2 separate regions of the Homo sapiens genome follow, and region 1 is linked to region 2. The links are chromatin loops, found by intact Hi-C in ENCODE. Cell type or tissue: PC-3. All regions are shown on one strand. Links, peaks and the distances in the headings refer to the core of each region. The heading gives the core; the rest is flanking DNA.

Region 1 (4,406 bases), core at 248-4,247, 160 kb before region 2:
TTCCCAAAACAACCCCCCTTCCTGCCTGCGGACTAGACTGCCTTTACAGGACTAACAAATTAGCTAGAAGATGAGAAATTATGTTTTAGGAGTCACGCAGCTGGAGGCTGCAAGTTTCTAAACTTCCCCAAGTTGCTCCTGGGGATAAAATCACTATTATAAAATCTAAGATCAGTGCTTGAGATATTTTGCAGACTCCGCGCTCAATAAATCAGCTGGCACCACCCAGATTGATAAACTGGCTCATATGGTCTTGTAGCCCCCACCCAGGAACTGTCTTAGCACAAAAGGACAGCTTCAACTCCCCATGATTTCATCTCCGACCTGACCAATTAGCACTCCCAACTCACTGGCCCTCTACCTACCAAATTATCCTTAAAAACTCCAGCCACCAAATTCTTGGGGAGACTGATTTGAGTAATAATAAAACTCCAGTCTCCCACACAGCCGGCTCTGTGTGAATTACTCTTTCTCTATTGCAATTCCCCTGTCTTGATAAATCAGCTCTATCTAGGCAGCGGGTAAAGTGAACCCACTGCGGGGTTACATTCCCTGCCTTTGGCTCATGAATATAGGCAGCATCAGCTTCCTGACTCACCCTCTGCCTTGAACCCAGACACACATAACACAGCTAGCACCTAATAGAGACTGCTCTGGGTAGCCCCTCCTCTCATTTCTGCTTCTTCTCCTTGGTCCTCCTCACCCACGTCCTCCTTTTGCAATTACTTGGAGTCTTGGGCTGTGCCTTACTATTTAATCCCTGGCCCCATGTTTACCCTTGTAACTTGCTCTGGCCTGTCCAAAGAGGAGGATCAAATAATAGCTAGAAATAATAATAACTCATATTTACAGAGAACTTCCTGTGTTCCAGGCCTTGTACTAAATACCTGCTAAAGGTTAAGTTTTTCTTATTTTCCCAGCCACTCAGCAAGAAAGATGCTGCTATTTTCCCTGTGTTTGAAATGTTTGTTCTTCAGTGCTGTAAAGAAAATAGCACTTGGACATAAATTTAATTTATTTAGTAAGGCCATTTTTACTTCTTGCAGAAAGGGTACACTTGCCAGGAGTTTTTCCACGACAGTACCCCAAACAAAGGAGACAGGGTCATTTATAACTTGATGCGTCCACCTTACTGTTGTGTCCGGTTTCTACTGGCTGGAACGGGACCTCACATTCTGTGTTTGACCTGATTGGCTAGCAAGTTAGAACTTTATAAAAGAGGTAAATGTAGAGGAGAACAAAGAAGGAGGAAGTAACTTGTGGAATGCTGAGAAAGGTAAAAACACTTTTAAATAAGGAAGAGGAACAGGCTATGACCTAATGCTTGCTTGGGCCAGTACAAACATGCCAGGGCAAATATTTAGAAGCACAGGTCTTTGAATACATTTTGCTTCTAAGACAAGTTACTATTTATTCCTAATTAAATGGGGAGGAAATTCTTTGAAGAGGAACCTCCACTTTATTTTTTACACCTGTTGTAAGAAATAGGGGCCCGTAATCCCAGCACTTTGGGAGGCTGAGGCGGGTGGATCACCCGAGGTGAGGAGTTTGAGGCCAGCCTGGCCAACATGATGAAACCCCATCTCTAATAAAAATACAAAAAATTAGGCAGACGTGGTGGCGGGCGCCTGTAATCCCAGCTACTTAGGAGGCTGAGGCAGGAGAATCACTTGAACCTGGGAGGCGGAGGTTGCAGTGAGCCAAGATGGCACCATTGCACTCCAGCCTGGGCAACAAGAGCGACACTCGATCTCAAAAAAAAAATAGAAATAGGGATAAGAAAAAGGAAGCCTAGAGAAAGTGATAAAGTGATAGAGAAAGGATTTGAACCCTGTAGGATTTTTTGCCACAGTGGAGGTACTTGGTGAATGACAGGACCAGGTGAAGGATGCCTTGACATTGGGACTGAAGAGTTTGGGTTTGATGCTACAGACAATGTGTCATCACTGCAAGTTTTGAAGTGGAAGAGTGGCAGAAAAAGAAAATATATTTAAAAATCTCTGTACTTCACTCCAGCTCTTATCCCTTTGATACTTGGTAATTTTTAAAACAGATTTGTCTGTGTCCTTTTATGTTTCACCCTTATTCTATCAGCATCAAAAAGTATCTGCGTATTCATGGCAGTTTAATATGTAAAAGCAGCAAAGCAAAAATGTGGAAGCAGCCTTAAATGTACAGGAATAGAGAAATGATTAGGTAAATTGTGCTACATTAATTTGGTATAAAGCTAAGCCATTAAAAAATAAAAACTCTGTATCTTTACATGGATGAGTCACAAGAATAGTTTTGTGAAAAATGTAGAACACCCATTGTAAATATAGACCTCCTCATTGTGACTGTGTAAAAGGTGTGTGTTGTGTACATAAAAGAGAATGAGGAGAAAAGAGCTGAGTCAGCATGGTGGGATGAGATTATAAATATACTATTTCTTTGTTTTAAAAATGTTACTTAGTATTATCTGTAATTTACCTAGACTAGAGTGAAGTGATGCAATCACAGCTCACTACAGTCCCGACTTTCTGGGCTCAAGCAATCCTGCCACCTCAGCCCCCGGAGTAGCTGGAACCACAGGTGTGCACCACGACACCCAATTAATTTTTGTATTTTTTGTAGAAATAGGGTTTCTGCATGTTGCCCAGGCTAGTCTCGAACTCCTAGGCTCAAGGGATCCACCCACCCTGGACCTCCCAAAGTTCTGGGATTACAGGTGTGAGCCACCACCCCTGACCAGTTATTTGCAATTGGTTTTACAGTGAAGGAAAAATGTAAGGAGAGAAACCAAGTTAATCCAGCAGATACACAGATTAGAGACATTCCAGCTGGAGTAAAACAGGCTCTGGAGGCATGAGCAGGAGAGGGCACTGAATTTTGAGAGTGGAGGCATATGGGAACAAAAAGAAACGGGTGTGAGAAATGTTTAGAGGAAACACTCGGAGGCATGTATTCTCTAACAGAATTTAGATGATGGGAAATAGAAACTTGGCAAAGTACTTCAAGGTTTCTAGGCTAAGGCCAGCAGCCTGTTAGTGCCATTAATAGAAATCACACAACTCTGAAGAGAGGGCAGTTTTTAGATGAAGATAATTATGATGGTTGGACTTCTGTGTGAGATGAGAGTTATTATATTAAATTACTATTATGGGCTGGTTATGGTGGCTCACACCTGTAATCTCAGCACTTTGGGAGGTTGAGCCAAGCAGACTGCTTGAGCCCAGGAGTTCGAGACCAGACCGGGCAACATGGCAAAACCCCTTCTCTACTAAAAATACAAAAATTAGCTGAGTGAGCCTGTAGTCCCAGCTATTCAGGAGGTTGAGGAGGGAGGATCACTTGGTCCTGGGGCATTGAGGCTGGAGTGAGCCAAGATTGAAGCACTACACTCCAGCCTAGGTGACAGAGTGAGACCTAGACAAATAAATAAATATAAATAAAATATTATTAAGGGGAAAAAAATCCAAGAATATGGAATCTAGAGCTGTTGTGTGGAACAATTAAGGCTAGAGATACGGATTCAAGACTCGGGGGCACAGATTTAGAGGTGGGCCTGATCATATCATTGGGCCTAATCCATTCTGATGACAAGCATTATTTAGCTAGCATAGAATTTTTAAAAAATAGAATGTGAATGCATTCACCTTCCCCTATTGTATTATACTTTGCCTTGACATATTTACATTACTTGCCCAGCCCCTGAAGGCATTTGATTTCAATACCTGAGATAATCACCTGAGGCTATGTGAGCGAATGAGTTAGCTTCAGGAAAAGAGGTGGGAAGGATGTGGAGAGTGTGAGAATGAGAGGATTGAGGCTAAGAAGCCTTTAGCAATGTCTGAGGAAAGAAGAAATCAGAACATCTGTCTTAAGAATTGCAGAAGGGGAGATAAATGTAACTGGGGCCTGAGGCAAGGAAAATAATCAAAAATAGGAAAAAATATCCTTTTATCTGAAGAAAATCACAATATTGATGTGGCCTACTGAGTGCCAAGAGAAACCAAAGACTCGTATATAGACACGATCTCATTTCAGAATAACTGAGGGAAGAAGTCACTAAGAGCATCCAGGGAGAGGATAGGGGAAAAAGAATCAGTCTGGCATCAGTTTTCTCACAGGGAGCATAAAACACAAGAAGCCATAGTTTCAGCATAAAACACGAGAAGCCATAGTTTCAGCATAAAACACAAGAAGCCATAGTTTCTTCATAAATGTAAACATAAATGTATGGTACAACCAGCACTCCCACTCCTAGGTACTATCCAAGTGAAATAAAAACCTATGTTCATGCAAAACCTGTATACAAATGTTTTTAGAGGCTTTATTCACAATCACTTAATACTGGAAACAATCCAAATGTCCTTTAAAAGGTGAATAGATCAAAAAACTGTGGTACAACCATACAATGAACTACT
Region 2 (4,406 bases), core at 196-4,195:
AACAACAGGCAAAAACTATTTTCATCTGATTCTGTCATCCTAAGCCATCTACAACCTCCAGATATTTTCCACATCTGTCTTAGTCAATGTTTGATGTTTAGACAAAAACAGTGCCTTTTTTTCCCTAAATTAAATTAAAACCATAGCTACAGAAGTACTGCTTTCTAACAATTATGCTGCTTCTCTGGGAATCTGTTTTTGCAAGCTAGCTAGCCTTGGAGAAACAAGTGTGATAAAATCACTGTTCTTATTGAAGTTTACAAAAACTTCTCTAGCATAGATGGTGGTCAATATTAAGAATACCCAACATAATAATTCTCTGTCATTTGGTGGTCTTGCATAAATTGCTACCTTGATTGAAAAGAACTGGGTTAGACTGCAGGTTAGGAATGCAGGGAATAATAGTCAAGGCCACTTAATAGACACAATACATGGGGATCTTATTATGCTTTAATAATGAGCATATAAAAAATGAATAGTGAAAGGATACAAAACATAATGAATATGAACTTTTCTGGTAGACAGCTGTGATACACATCAATACATTTTGTGGTATTGATATGATATATATCATACCACAAATCACCCAGGAATCATAATATTGTATCTCCATTTATATAAAATTTTATTTTATTGATAAAAATCATAGTTAAAAATTAAAACAAATAGCTCAGTGGATTATGTTGGGGATATAGGAACATAAAAACACAAACCCCTATGTATGGCAGGCTAATATGGTCACTCAAATAAATATTTACGTATAGAAATTGAATGAGTTGTATTCCCTGTTTACTCATCCCACTCCATGATAAAATAAAAATTCATTTTACCAGTGTTTTGAAAAATTTTATCAAGTCTCCATGAGAAATGAAAGATGATTCAGATGTACTGTAATTATAGTTAGTTAGCCATTCAAAGCAGTCAGTTGTTGTTTGCAGCTGCACACCTGGACATTGTTTGTTAATTTCGGACTGTATCTCTTTAATGCAATGTTTTATGCTATAAAAAACAGAAGAAAAAGTTATTTTGGCAGGATATAGATAATGGCTTCATTTCATAATATCACAGGCCCTGAAATCTTCATATGTGGTACCTGGCTTTGTACAATTTACAAATTCATTCATATGATATGAAAATAATAACAGACTATACATTCATAGTTGAAAGCTGAGAGTTCAAATTTTCTGGCAGTAAAAAATGTGATAGAGGAAATATAAAATAGCTACTCAGATGAACTAGAAATTCTTTTGTGTTGAAACAAAAATCAAGCATAGATGCAATTCGATAATAGCCCTCTTGATAGGCAGTGGATGAAAGGGAGAGATAAAATACTGAACACTGTAAATATTAGAAATATACATTATCTACTAAGAGGTGAAGGACTATATAAATTATGAAAAATTTCAATCAACGGAATAGTAAGAAGTCATGAAGTAGTTATAAAAAGCTTATAATTTTAAAAGTTGTAAAGTATACAAGCTATATACACAATGTTACTACAGCCAAATACCTTTTCCTGCCATCCAACTCCACTACAAAAAACAGAAACAAAAATTACTAAAAATTGCATTTAAAAAACGACTGGAAGGAAATGAAGCAAAGGGTTAATAGCAATTATATTTGGGTGGGTGTAATTAGGTAAGTTTTAAATTTTACTTTTCCATATTTTCTAAATATTTATAAGGCATAAAATAAAATGCTTCATTCACCAAAAAAGTAAACCAAGAACAGTGAAAAAATGTCCAGTAGAATCTTGCCATATGTATCTGTTTTAAAATTTCCATTCAAAGTATCCTTCCTGTTGATAAAATAACAGATACACTATGTTATTTTAATTTCCATACACACTTATGTGCATTGATGATTATAAATCTTTGTGGGGTAAACTGGTGACCTTTAGCAGAGTGCCATCTGCAGAGCCACAGGGATATGACATATTACTACCACCTGATGGCAGCATATCTAAACTTCAAGAAAGCTTTCAAACAGGCAAATTCCTTTGAAGCTGAAACACCTCACCAAAAATTGACAGCTATGCATTTGTCTCTTAATCATATTAAGAAAGATTTGATACTAAGAGGTAAAGTTAGTGTTTTGAAAACGTAACTGCTATTAATTAAAGGTTCCATATGATAGAACCTGGTAGGCTTTAGAAACCAAGCGCTCATTATTAAAATAGATGTCATACGAAAGACTCTTTGAAATTCATCCAGGTGTGGGTTGCCTATAAAACATACACTGTAAAAGTTTAAGTAAAAGTTTTCAGGAGACTTCTGAGCATGAGTGAATTCAAAGTAAATTACCTTGAAACAAATACATTCTGAGAATCAAAGAGCCTTTTCATGAACACAAAGAACTTAAAAGGAAAACAATACCTCCTCTGGCCACAGGCCACTCAATTTCCTGATGGGACAGCCATATTCAGGAATACCACTTCTACGTCTGACAAGAGATTGGCTTGTATTTTCTTAACTTATGTAAGCACTTCTATGGACAGAGAAACACAATGCCCTAAGCATACCCCTTGACTCTAGGGACTCTTTATCAAAGGTTTTTATTATAGCATCCTCATGTGTCTCATTCAATGAAACCTAATAGATTACAGCAATGTGAATTGGAAAGGCTCAGCAGTTAGTCTACCTAAATCTGTTTCAATGAGGACTCAGATTTTAGGCTAATTTCTAACATCCGAATCTGGGCAGAGGCCAAAAACTACAATTTATAAATAGGGTAAAGCCTTTAGAGGGCTAGATATTTTGGTAATTTGTCCAAATACTGACAAAGGGATTGAGTGGTTGCATTTCAGGGGATCTCCCTCATTGATACAAACTAAGACAGATAAACTTTATTTTAAAATCATTTTGTCACAAATTATAAAATGTCAGAACTAATTATCTACACCTGATTTTGTTTTTAGTTGGCTGTCTTGTTGTCTGCCACTCACCAATGCCTATACACCTTGTTCTAAAAACTTAATCATCTGAAGTCTAGATATTTCTTGTCCAATTGTTATACAAAATAAATATTTTCAAAATTTATGATAAATGTCAGTTTGGTATGTAATCTGACAATTTATCTTCTTTAATCAAAATAAATTACAACTTAATTTTCACCATTTAAAAGGTAACATTTTCAAATGTTATCTTTCAGATGCTACACATTATTCAGGATTATAAACATAGGTAGTAAAAGTGTAAGGAAATGCACTGGAATGATCAGCAGCACCCTCTGGCACAGTGGGGATGGAAGTGGGATGAAATTGGGGAGAGGTACACAGAGAGCTTTAGCTATACAAGTAATGTTTTATTTCTTAAACTAGATGGTGGGCACAGGAGTATTTCTCATAGTACTCTATGCCTTTTCATATGTCTCAACATTTCTTAATAAATTTGAACCCCAATGTGCCTTAATTATAATGACTCTGAATTAGCCCAGTTAATGATGTATGCAAGTGGATGCATTACTGAGAGGCTGTGTATAAATCAATTTATAAAGCATTTTTAAAATGCAATATGGAGTATGCTTTTAAAAAAAAGATATCTATGGTAATTTTCTCATTCAACATTCACTCCTAGATTCCCTGACTGTAAAAATTGCTTATTGAATGAAGGCATTATATTTGATAAACATTAGCTGAATGTTAAATATGTGGTAGGCATTGTGATATATACTAGGGAACCCAATGTGAATAAGACGTCATCCTGTCCCTAAAGGAATTCTGTCTAGTGAAAGAGATAAACCTGTAAATAAACAACTACAACACAGTAAGACTTGATAAGGAGTGTGTACAATGTGCTAAGGGAGTACACAGGAGGGAGCCACTAAAAGTGCCTGTGGGAGGTGTAAAAAGGTTTTTCCTTGTAGAAGAGGAGATTATATGCAAGGATGTTGCTTTAAGAACATTAGTAGAATCACGGTACTTAAAATTCCCTGACACCTCACCCCTCAGAATTCAGTACTTGTCATCTAACCTCACTGTTGCCTCACTTTAAAACTATATTTATTTGAAGAATAAGAAATATGAATTTATTTTTATGGTCACTACTACACTCATGCATGTATGGATGTATGTGTGTATGTATATATGCACCAGCTTACTTCCAAAAAGGCTGAGATGTCCTACTATTGGACAGACTGCATTAAATAACAATAGCAGTCCGGGAGCTGATTAATATTGAACTGGTACAGTTGGAGATAGGATAAGAAACTGAAAAACAGAAGAGGATAATTATAAACTCTTGAAACTTCAGCTTATTATAAAGTTCTTATAAGATTTCAAAAGTATTATCCAGTCATAAAATAGTTAAAAGGAAAAAAGTATGTTCCATTGGTAAATTATGAGAACTTTTTAAATAAAAAGATTGTAGAAAACACATATATGTGCTTTCATGGAATGTTAGAATACA

What was found. Peaks named below come from ENCODE experiments on the same cell type or tissue, not always from the same donor. Only the 100,000 strongest peaks of a DNase experiment are listed, where the experiment ranks them.
Region 1: it touches region 2 in a loop (4-fold over the local background); 1 of 110 quality-filtered maps calls a loop at or near these places.

The regions. Positions count from the first base shown.
Region 1 is chr5:94,365,745-94,370,150 of GRCh38, forward strand. The region is part of intron 20 of KIAA0825; the gene reads right to left. Among named protein-coding and RNA genes, the nearest start is that of KIAA0825, 250 kb to the right of the region's middle. In PC-3, for the core only: no CTCF peak of the experiment used is centred there; no DNase peak of the experiment used is centred there; H3K27ac peaks cover 1,955 bases.
Region 2 is chr5:94,523,100-94,527,505 of GRCh38, forward strand. It overlaps KIAA0825, which reads right to left. Exons shown (of 21, transcript NM_001145678.3): 4 at 831-999. Among named protein-coding and RNA genes, the nearest start is that of KIAA0825, 93 kb to the right of the region's middle. In PC-3, for the core only: a CTCF peak has its summit at 1,954; no DNase peak of the experiment used is centred there.